Linked DNA regions of Homo sapiens: region 2 is linked to region 1. Evidence: read pairs that join two places in POLR2A ChIA-PET (ENCODE). Cell type or tissue: Caco-2. All regions are shown on one strand.

Region 1 (5,000 bases):
TAGGAGTAAATCCTTATTTATTTTATTTTATTTTATTTTTGAGACAAAGTCTCGCTCTGTCGCCCAGGCTGGAGTGCAGTGGCACAGTCTCGGCTCACTGCAAGCTCCGCCTCCCGGGTTCACACCATACTCCTGCCTCAGCCTCCCGAGTAGCTGGGACTACGGGTGCCGCCACCATGCCCAGCTCATTTTTGTATTTTTAGTAGAGACAGGGTTTCACCTTGTCAGCCAGGATGGTCTCGATCTCTTGACCTTGTGATCCGCCTGCCTCGGCCTCCCAAAGAGCTGGGATTACAGGCGCAAGCCACTGCGCCCGGCCAATCCTTATTGTTTTAAATGAACTGTCTCTGAGTTGGTTTAACCATTAGTAACCTCTCTGGAGTGTATCAAGTTTTCCCTGCCTTGCCTGGAAGTTAACTCTTCTTAACACTTGTGTTATTGTCAGAGTTTACATGACTTTTTTTTTTTTGAGATGGAGTTTTGCTCTTGTTGCCCAGGCTGGAATGCAATGGTGCAATCTCAGCTCACTGCAACCTCCACCTCCTGGGTTCAAGTGATTCTGCTGCCTCAGCCTCCGAGTAGCTGGGATTATAGGCATATGCCATCACACCCTGCTAATTTTTGTATTTTTAGTAGAGACAGGGTTTCACCATGTTGGCCAGGCTGTTCTCAAACTCCTGACCTCAGGTGATCCACCTGCCTCGGCCTCCCAAAGTGCTGGGATTACAGGCATGAGCCACTGTGCTTTGCCAGAGTTTACTTTTCTTTTATCAAGTAGGAAAGGAAAAAAAGCTAGAAACTAACATCTTGAGGACTAGCACAGAAGGAAGTTTTCTGAGGTCTTTGAGGAAGTTGGAAGGAGGTTTCTCTGGGAGGCAGTTCTTGGGAACAAGGCTCGGGTCTTGATGCCTAGTTCTCTCGATTCCTTAGGCCCTAGAGGGAGTGCATCCTCTGGCTGTAGCAGGATGGTATTGCTATGTTTGGCCTAAATAGTTTGGCATTATCTTTTAATTACTGGGTAGCAGAGTGTTTTAGAACCTCTGGTGAAGGTAGTTTTCTTCACCAGCCACGTTGCCTGGATTGAGGCTAAGTGTAAATACCCAGTTAATAGCAGTGAATAGGAATAAATTGTATAGCAATAGAAGGCTAAGAAATAGTCCTTGGTTTTCTGGAGGTTGACCTCACCACCATAAGTAAATAACGTTGGTGGCAGAAGGACAGAGCTCCAGTAAGATGTGTCAGTGCAGGAAGCCTGGAAAGACCTTGGCAAGCCTGGAGTTGGGACAGATTGGAGTGTCTGCCTGCTCAGAAGTGTGAGCCACATGGAACACATCACACCTGTGCGACACAATCTGTCCTAGCTGCCCACTGTTTCCAAAACAGTGATTTTTCTGGTTTAGGTGAATTATACATTTAATACGTTGACGTGTGGCTACTGATGGTATAAAAGCAATACTGAACATTTGGTCTTAGATTTAATTAACCTCTTAGGGATGGGAGTAGCAAGCTTAGTTGCTTATGCTTTTAAGAGGAGCAAGCATGCACCCTTCCTCTGATGTCTTGGGGCTTTTGGACATTTTCCCCAGGACTCTGAGAAATCCTTTATGAATTGAGTTTTTATTAGTCACCTGTTGTACATTAGGACATCTCATGCTTCTGCTTAGCTCTTGCTGATTAGAAAGAACTTTGCAGTGTCTAGCACATAGTAGGCCCTTGGATAGTATTTTTAGAATTATTATTTCCCATAGATTGGATGTAATCATTTTAGGATGCTCCATTTCCAGTTCTTATCATTCTTTCCCTTTGAATTTACATTGATCTGATGGGTATGAATTATAAATCAGTTCATATTCTTTGGCATAATGCCAAGAGTATTTATTTTAAAATGTTAATTTCCCATTTTTTTTCTATTTTCCCATGCTTGTTTTATCAACTTTGTTCATGTTGCTTGATTCTCCTTGGCATAATTTTTGCCATTTTGAAGATATTTTTCTGAAGCTTCTAAGTATGTTGTTGGCAGGGGTGGTCTGGTGAGTGATGAGAGGTAGGAGGGTGATGGGGTGGTTCTAGGGAATATGCTATGAGTTTCTGAAATAGGGTCTCAGACAGCTTCTCATTTCCCTAATTGAGTCCCAAAGCCTTAAGTCTTGTAAATAAGTCTGTGAAAATAATTAATTGGGCAAATTGGAATATCTTTTTCACAGAGAGATTAATTTATATGCCTCCCACTACTTTTTGATGTGTCGGTTTCTCCACTCAACAGTTTGCTGTTAGGAAAACCCAGACCACTGGTAGTGTTAATCCTTGTTAGCAACAGAGGAGGAGACGGGGAGTGAAGGCAAGGGTGATACTGTCAAGCCAGGGGAAGTTCCAGATTATCATTGATTTTCTATACCCTGTGGTCACATTCAATTGAGTAATTGCAAGTTAGTTTGGGGCACTATAAGATGAAATTAATGTTAATTTTGACAGCTGGATAGTATAATAAGAATTTCTCTTTTATGTTTTCTATTAAACTCTTGAATTTTAATCTGTGTGTATTTTTGTCTATCCTCATTTAGGATTATAACTGGGTAACTTACTTTTTTTGTAAATGCTTCAGTTAAAAGTAAGGAGGGATTGGTACAGATTAAGGATAAAAATGCTGCTGCTCGTGTTAGTTCTATCCTCTTATCTGAAATTTGGCCAATCTTCATAGCTTTGAATTCGGTTTATTACAGAGGCTGGGAATAGCCACAAATGAGTATAATTGGGCTTTGATTTCACTTTAATTGATTGATTAATTCCTTGGAGTCCTGTTACTATTTCAGCTCACTCTGATACGTGGATGGTGGTACTGGATCCTATGAAGCCTGGAGGACCTTTCGAAGTGATGGCACAACAGACTTTGGAGAAAATAAACTTCACCCTGAGAGTTCATGACGTCCTGTTTGGAGATGTCTGGCTCTGTAGTGGGCAGAGTAACATGCAGATGACTGTGTTACAGGTAATTTGCAGAGTCTCAGCAATAATACACAGTGTTGGTGATGAAGAAGGAAAAGAAGGAGGAATAAGGGGGCAACAAGGAGAAGCAGGGCTGTTTCTATTTAGTGAGTACCATGAGCCAAGATATGTTCTAAATGCTTTGAATGAATTCATTAATTTGACTTAACAATCTTAAGAGATAAGCTATTGATTAAATTGGTAGTTATTGATTGGTGCTAATGTATTCTATATAGGTTAAGAACTTAGAAGGAGTATTGTTTTCTCTAGCACTTTCTCCAAAACTGAGTTTCTTCTCAAGTTGATTTTTATTTTCTTGCTTTTTTTTTTTTTTCTTTTTTGAGACGGAGTTTCTCTCTTGTTGCCCAGGCTGGGGTGCAATGGTGCAATCTCAGCTCACTGCAACCTCCACCTCCCGGGTTCAAGCGATTCTCCTGCCTCAGCCTCCCAAGTAGCTGGGATTACAGGCATCTGCCACTATGCCTGGCTAATTTTTGTATTTTTAGTACAGACGGGGTTTCGCCATGTTGGCCAGGTTTGTCTCGAACTCCTGACCTCAGATGATGCACCCGCCTTGGCCTCCCAAAGTGCTGGGATTACAGGCCTGAGCTACTGAGCCCGGCCTGTTTTCTTGCCTTTTAATCATTCCTTTGAGAAATATTAAATTTGAGATGTAAACCTGTATAGAACTAGACCGTTAACTCAATTCATCTCTTTTTGAAAAATTTATGAAATACAATATGTTTGTATACTCTATGATTTATTGTTTTGCTTCTGTTTCTTAGTTTTTTCTATTTTTTTCTTTTTGTAGTCTTCTACTAAATAATGCTACTAAAATGATCTTACTCTGAACATATCTACTTCATTTCATCATTAGTTTTCTGATTTAGAATTTAAATTCTTGCATTGAAGTCTTCCTTATCAACATTTTATTTACTCTTACATTCTGTCTTATTTATATATACGGAAGCCCCCCCCCCCCCTTTTTTTTTTTTAAAGAGATAAGGTCCTTCTCTGTCACCCAGGCTGAAGTGCAGTGGTATGATCATAGCTCACTGCAGCCTAGAACTCCTGGGCTCAAGGGATCCTCCTGCCTCAGCCTCCTGGGTAGCTGGGATTGCAGGTGTGAGCCACCATATCCAGCTGATTTTTTATTTTTTATAGAGATAGGGTCTTGCTATGTTACCCATGCTGGGCTTTTTGAATTAAAATGTTTATTAAACTGAACTTTGGACTCTTTTAGCATAAGAGAGTAGAAGCAGAATCAAAGTTTTATTTCTTGATAGAAAGGATGGTTTTGTGTAGAAGCAGAATTGCTGTTAACTCATTAAGGAAAACAGTATTTTTCTTAATGCTGTAATTGCAGTTCCCTGTTTGCACAGAAAGGCATGGACCAGATCTGTTTGTATCTATATAGTCGCTTTCTCAACAGCAGTCTATGCCAGGGGATTCCATCCCATTTTCTGTCAAGCTAAATTAGATTTTGATTGTTAAGAGTAAACATATTTTCTCTGCCTAGAATTTACCCCTGAGCATCTTCTGTATAAAGCTAGGTCTCTAAGCTCTGAGATATAGGGGAACAGAAAAAAATTCTGTCTGAAACATCCAAGTGTTAATATTTATTTTTTATTTTTGTTTAAATCATGCACTTAGTTTGCAAGATAACATTTTAGATGCTGACAGTACCAAAAGCCAAGTTTCTAGTCTCTTAACAGTCTATGGAACCTTGTTTTTTGATTAAAAGAATGTTCTACATGGCTTTCTGTTTATTCCTTTTGCTCCTTTCCTCCTACAAACCCCCAACACACACACATACATCACACACACACACACACATACACACACGAGTCTTTCTCCTTCCCTCCTTCCATGTGACTTCTCTGAGGAGGTAAGAGTTCCACTATAACCTACCACTCTTCACATTCAAATCAAGGAAATGGCAGATTGTGTGCCCATCTTGTTGTTAGGGTAAAGTGGAATTTTAAAATTGAGTGTTATTTATAACGCTGAGTGAGATG
Region 2 (5,000 bases), 64 kb before region 1:
ATGGTGGTGGAGGAAGGAAGGTTATTAGAATCCCCAAACTCTCAAGAGAAAAAGACACCGTCTCTCTCTATGTACCCGTATATAAAATTTCGTGAAAGGGCTCTAAGCAACCTTTCTTGGGCGTTTGCTCATGTTACTGACAAACACTCCAGGACCACACAGACTGGGGCAGGGATGAGCCAGCCCTAGGAAGGGACCTTGGCAGTCGAAAACATGGCCACGTTGATGCCTAGCAAGGCAGAATCATTGCAGAGTAAAGAGCTGTGATCAGCTCCCCCACTTCCCTGTATGCCCTCTCGCCAAGTGTGTGCCTTATTGGCAGTCATCACACTGCCTTGCCGTTGTTTCTGTCTTACCTTCCTCACTAGGCTGTGACTGCCTATAGAACCAGGATTTGGCCTTTCATTTTTTTGAGGTGGGGGGCTGGGGGGGAGGGTGGTGTCTCGCTCTGTTGCCCAGGCTGGAGTGCAATGGCGTGATCTCGGCTCACTGCAACCTCTGCCTCCCAGTTCAAGCAATTTTCTTGCCTCAGCCTCCTGAGTAGCTGGGACTACAGGCACCTGCCACACACCTGGCTAATTTTTTGTATTTTTAGTAGAGACGGGAGTTTCACTATGTAGGCTAGGCTGGTCTTGAACTCCTGACCTCAGGTGATCCCCCCACCTCGGCCTCCCAAAGTGTTGGGATTATAGGCATGAGCCACCGCGCCCAGCCTGGCCTTTCATTTTGACATCCCAGCATCTAGCACAGTGTCTGACACATGGTAGGAGCTCAATAAATATTTAATGAATGAATGACTATAATATAATGCTATGGTTTATATGATTTACAATGCTATGGTTAAGAAAACAAGCATTTTCCAAAAATCTGGTATGCACCACAGTAGTAAAAAAACTACCACTGAGATGCCATTGCATAATTTACAAAGTAAATTATAGGCACTTGGTCAACACATTTTACATATGTATCTCATTTAAACCTAAACGCTGTGGAAAGTTATGTGCCACTTCTTATCAGCCTTGCACTTGGCTGGATGAGGGTGAGGGAAGATCGCAACGTAGAGGACGCAGTCTGTACAAAGTGTTTGGTCTTATGGAGAGGCAAGACAATCAAGATAATTAGAAAACCTCTTCCAGATGATACATAATAAGTTCTTCCATTCAAATCGATGATTAGGTGCTTCCTGGCCAAAGTCCAGTGTCTGTTTGGGGTTGCAAGGAGGAATTGGGGATATATTCAGAGCAAGGTTAAAGGAGTGACAACAAGATGAGCTAAAAAAAAAACATGATGTGTGGAAAGGTTCACGGAACGGGAATGACTCAGGTTGGAGAAGAGAAGACCGAGAGGAAACTGAATCATTTCCAAGACAAAGAAGGGCTCTCTTGCTGGGGGATGATGGCCAGCTGTCCTCCTTTGCCTCTGCTTGCAGAGCAAGGGGAAATGGGCTTAGACCGAAGGCAGGGCTAAGATTAGAGAGAAGGAAGAACTTGGCAGTGAAGGATGTTGTATAACCTAGTTTTTGAGACAACTTGGGGACTGAGGAGACTCCCACACGCCTGGTCTGAGCCCAGTGGACGTGCATGTGGGGTGATCTGGCTGACTGGCTGGGAAGGGAGGAGGAGGTCCTGAGGCTGCATTTTTCTGTGTCCTCGATTTCCCGTTGGAAGTTAAGTTCCCAAATTGTGGAGCTGGCAAGGCAGCACCTCCCCCACCCACCACGCACTGCACCAGTGTTCCTGGGCTGGGTAATAATGCCTGTCATTTCCTCTCCCGGGGGAGTGGGGCTGCAACCGCCCTGACAGCCCCGAGGGATTGAAGGCAACTAAAAATAGTGCATTAAATATAATCTGTTGAGGGGCACATTTGCATTGCTTTTCTTTCCCCCTCGCCTGTCTCTTCATCCTTCCTGGCAGGGCAGGCCTGGGTCTTGCTCTGGGCACTGGGAATCAGGTTCCGGGCACTGGCTGCTCTCATTTTGTTGCAGAAGGGCTCTCTAGACAAGAGGGCCGAGGTCAAGGATCCCCAAGGGTGTCCCATTCCACTCCTCTCCATTCCCCCTGGGCCTCTGGGTCCTTCAGGGCCTGAAGGTGCAGGGGGAGGAGCTGCAAGTAGGGGAGGCAGTGTTGAAAAGGAGAGCCAGCCAGGGCTTTGTTCTCCCATCAGCCACTTCCGTCTGCTACACAATCTCTCTGAGGTTAAATATTAATTAAGAGCAGAATGACAGTGAGAGCTGAGCAGTGTCACTTTCTGTCCCAACACAAATGCTAATTTCCTCCCCTGTAGAAAGTGACTTTGGAGTGGGATTGGCAGCGCAGGGGGAATAGCTGGGGAGAGGGGAGGAGAGGCAGCAGGGAGAGATGGGTGGCGGCGGCAGCAGCCCTGCGTCAGAACTATTAAGAATGATAAGGCAAGGAAGGTGTTTGTGCTGGGATTCCAGAGGGAAGACAGGACACATCCAGTCACAGAGGACACCATCACGGCACAATCCTAAGCTCTTCCCACTTTAACGACAGTCATCTAAGAAGTTGAGGTAGAGCTGGGTCTCCCCACTTCCCTAAGACTGAGTTCTTAATCTTGGGTCTGTGCGTTGGTTTCGGGGCTCATCAAACCTGGGAAGTTGTTTGCAAAACTGTTTCTGTGCACATCACCAGTTTTTTTGGAGACAGAGTTTCCAGCGGGGCTGGTATGTGATCCACAGTGTCATCCTCAGCATGTGGTGCCATCTTTGAGGTCAGCTTATGGTTTGAGATGGCTGCTGGAGCCTCAGCTGAACACCTAGATTCTAGGCAGGAAGCAGGAAAAAGTTGGTGGGCAGGAAAGACCAAAAAGTTCCACTCCAGTTTTCTGTCCCTCTTTTAATGAGCTTTCTTAGAAATCCATTTCTATCTTACTGTCCACACCTACCTGCAAGAGAGGCTGGGAAAATATGATAGTTTCGCTGACATGGGGCATCTCCATGTCATACTGGTGTTTGTGTTTGTAGGAAAGAAAAGGAGAGAATGGTAGACAACTAGGACTTTCTGCTGCAGTGTCTGTCTCACAAAAGGTCAACAACCTTGGATTTGGGGGAGGAGATGCTACCATCTCTCAAGGGTCTCTGTGCTCCCTGCTCAGACAGAGCTGACTGGAGGAAAAAGCCTACCATGGAAATGCCTACTTTGGTATGGATTCCTAAGCTCACAATGGGTCCTCAGAAGCTGGTCCTCCTGAGTGAGGGTGGCAGGGTTATTCTCTGACCAGGGCTTGGTTATTAGAAAGGAGGCTAAAAAGGAGACGCTTGTTCCATTAAGGACCATGGCCTTGTGGGGGGCTTTGCAGCGTATGCGTGGGAACAGCTTTGTTTGGTCTCTGATAATCATCTTCTTCTTGGCAATACTTTGCTCCGCACAGCCTGGAACAGGTGGCTGAGGAGAGGGAAGATGTTTTCACCTCTTAGGGAAAGATGAAGTGAGGAAGGCTCTGGGGTGTGGGTATGGGATGGGTGAGCTGGGCCAGTCTGAGATTCCACTTGTTTGGGACCTGGGTGGTATATTTACTTCAATCCCTTTCTCTTAGATCTTTGAGCCTTTGCACAAGCTGTTCCATCTGATTGGAGTGGTTACCCATTGGTGGACTCTTAATCCCTCTCTAAGAGTCGGGTCCATGAAGCTATTCCTGATTTTTCTTGACCATTCTCTCTATCCCCAACCCCTGCCCCAGGAACCTTCTTGTGATTCTGTAATCCTCTGTACGTGTTCTGTGATCTTTACAACCACACCTGTCACATTGTTTAAAACAATCGACTTGCCTTCCTCCACAGCGCTAAAAGCTCCCTCATGGTAGAAAATGTTTTCGGCCATCTATGGCATACGACTCTCAAAGTGTTCCATGGGGATGAACAAACTTTACAAAGTGTTAATCAACACCTGCTGTGAGCAAAATGCACTGGAGATAAGAAGGGGATTAACATTAAAAATCACAAAGACAGTCAGGCATGGTGGCTCATGCCTATAATCCCAGCACTTTGGGAGACTGAGGTGGGAGGATCACTTGAGTCTAGGAGTTCGAGAGCAGCCTGGGAAACATAACAAGACTCCATCTCTACACAAAAAATTAAAAATGAGATGAGCATCATGGCACATGCCTATAGTCTCAGCTACTCGGGAGGCTGCGGCAGGAGGATCGCTTGAGCCCAGAAGGTCGAGACTGCAGTAAGCTACGATCACACCACTCCACTCCAGCCTGAGCAAGAGTGTGAGACTTTGTTTCAAAAAAAAATGATGAAGACACTGGCTTCTAGGAGTTCACAGTCTAGTGGGGGAGACAGAAGTGTAGATTACGGATCTGATAAAACGGTAACCGTGATAAGGTGCAGGGATCTTCAGAACAGGGGAGGGAGAGATTAATAGAACTGAGGGGCTCTGGGAAGGCGACACTGATTTGTGCTAAGGCTTTGAAGGAAAAGTCACATCTCTATCTTTAGGGCAGAGAAAGGGCAAAGACAAAGGAAAAAGCAGGAGTCATCTCTGGAGATCAGGTGTTTTGGGGTTGGAGAATCCACATGGGAATCTGGGAGTATTTCTATTTGTTGGGTTTTTTTTTAAACATGGGGAAGCTGGTCCTGTGTGTGTGTTAGGTTGATTTGAAGACTTGACCTTTGTCTGCTTTTTGTGTAAGAAGACTGGGCCATTTGTTCCTGTATGGACTGAAGGTGTTTGTGAAAGTGTCAGGACTGGGAGATGGTGCCGTTCAGGGAAGAGGAGGCAAGAGGCCTGGGTGGGGACAGGGTCTGCGATGGTTGTCACCTTGGTCTGAGTGTTTTGGGGGCCTGTGGGAAGGAGGACCCATGCTAGGTTCTCCCCTCACCCTTTCCTTTTTTGTCTTTCTTAAAATACCCTGTGTTCCTGCAGCAGTGCGGCTGCTAATCTAAAATAAAAACAGCAGGAAATGCAAATGGTCAGGTTCTCCTAGCAACAGGAGCCAACCCACGCAGGGCGTGTGGAGCAGAGCAAAACTGTCCT

Evidence for each region. ChIA-PET counts read pairs that join two places held together with the same protein. Peaks named below come from ENCODE experiments on the same cell type or tissue, not always from the same donor. Only the 100,000 strongest peaks of a DNase experiment are listed, where the experiment ranks them.
Region 2: POLR2A ChIA-PET joins it to region 1 with 5 read pairs; 13 of 35 experiments call an interaction of 5 or more read pairs at or near these places.

What each region holds. Positions count from the first base shown.
Region 1 is chr11:124,658,614-124,663,613 of GRCh38, reverse strand. SIAE (sialic acid acetylesterase) reads left to right here. Exons shown (of 10, transcript NM_170601.5): 3 at 2,811-2,986. Among named protein-coding and RNA genes, the nearest start is that of SIAE, 13 kb to the left of the region's middle. In Caco-2, no CTCF peak of the experiment used is centred here; no DNase peak of the experiment used is centred here.
Region 2 is chr11:124,722,369-124,727,368 of GRCh38, reverse strand. No RefSeq gene overlaps it. Among named protein-coding and RNA genes, the nearest start is that of NRGN, 15 kb to the left of the region's middle. In Caco-2, no CTCF peak of the experiment used is centred here; a DNase peak (open chromatin) is centred at 2,128.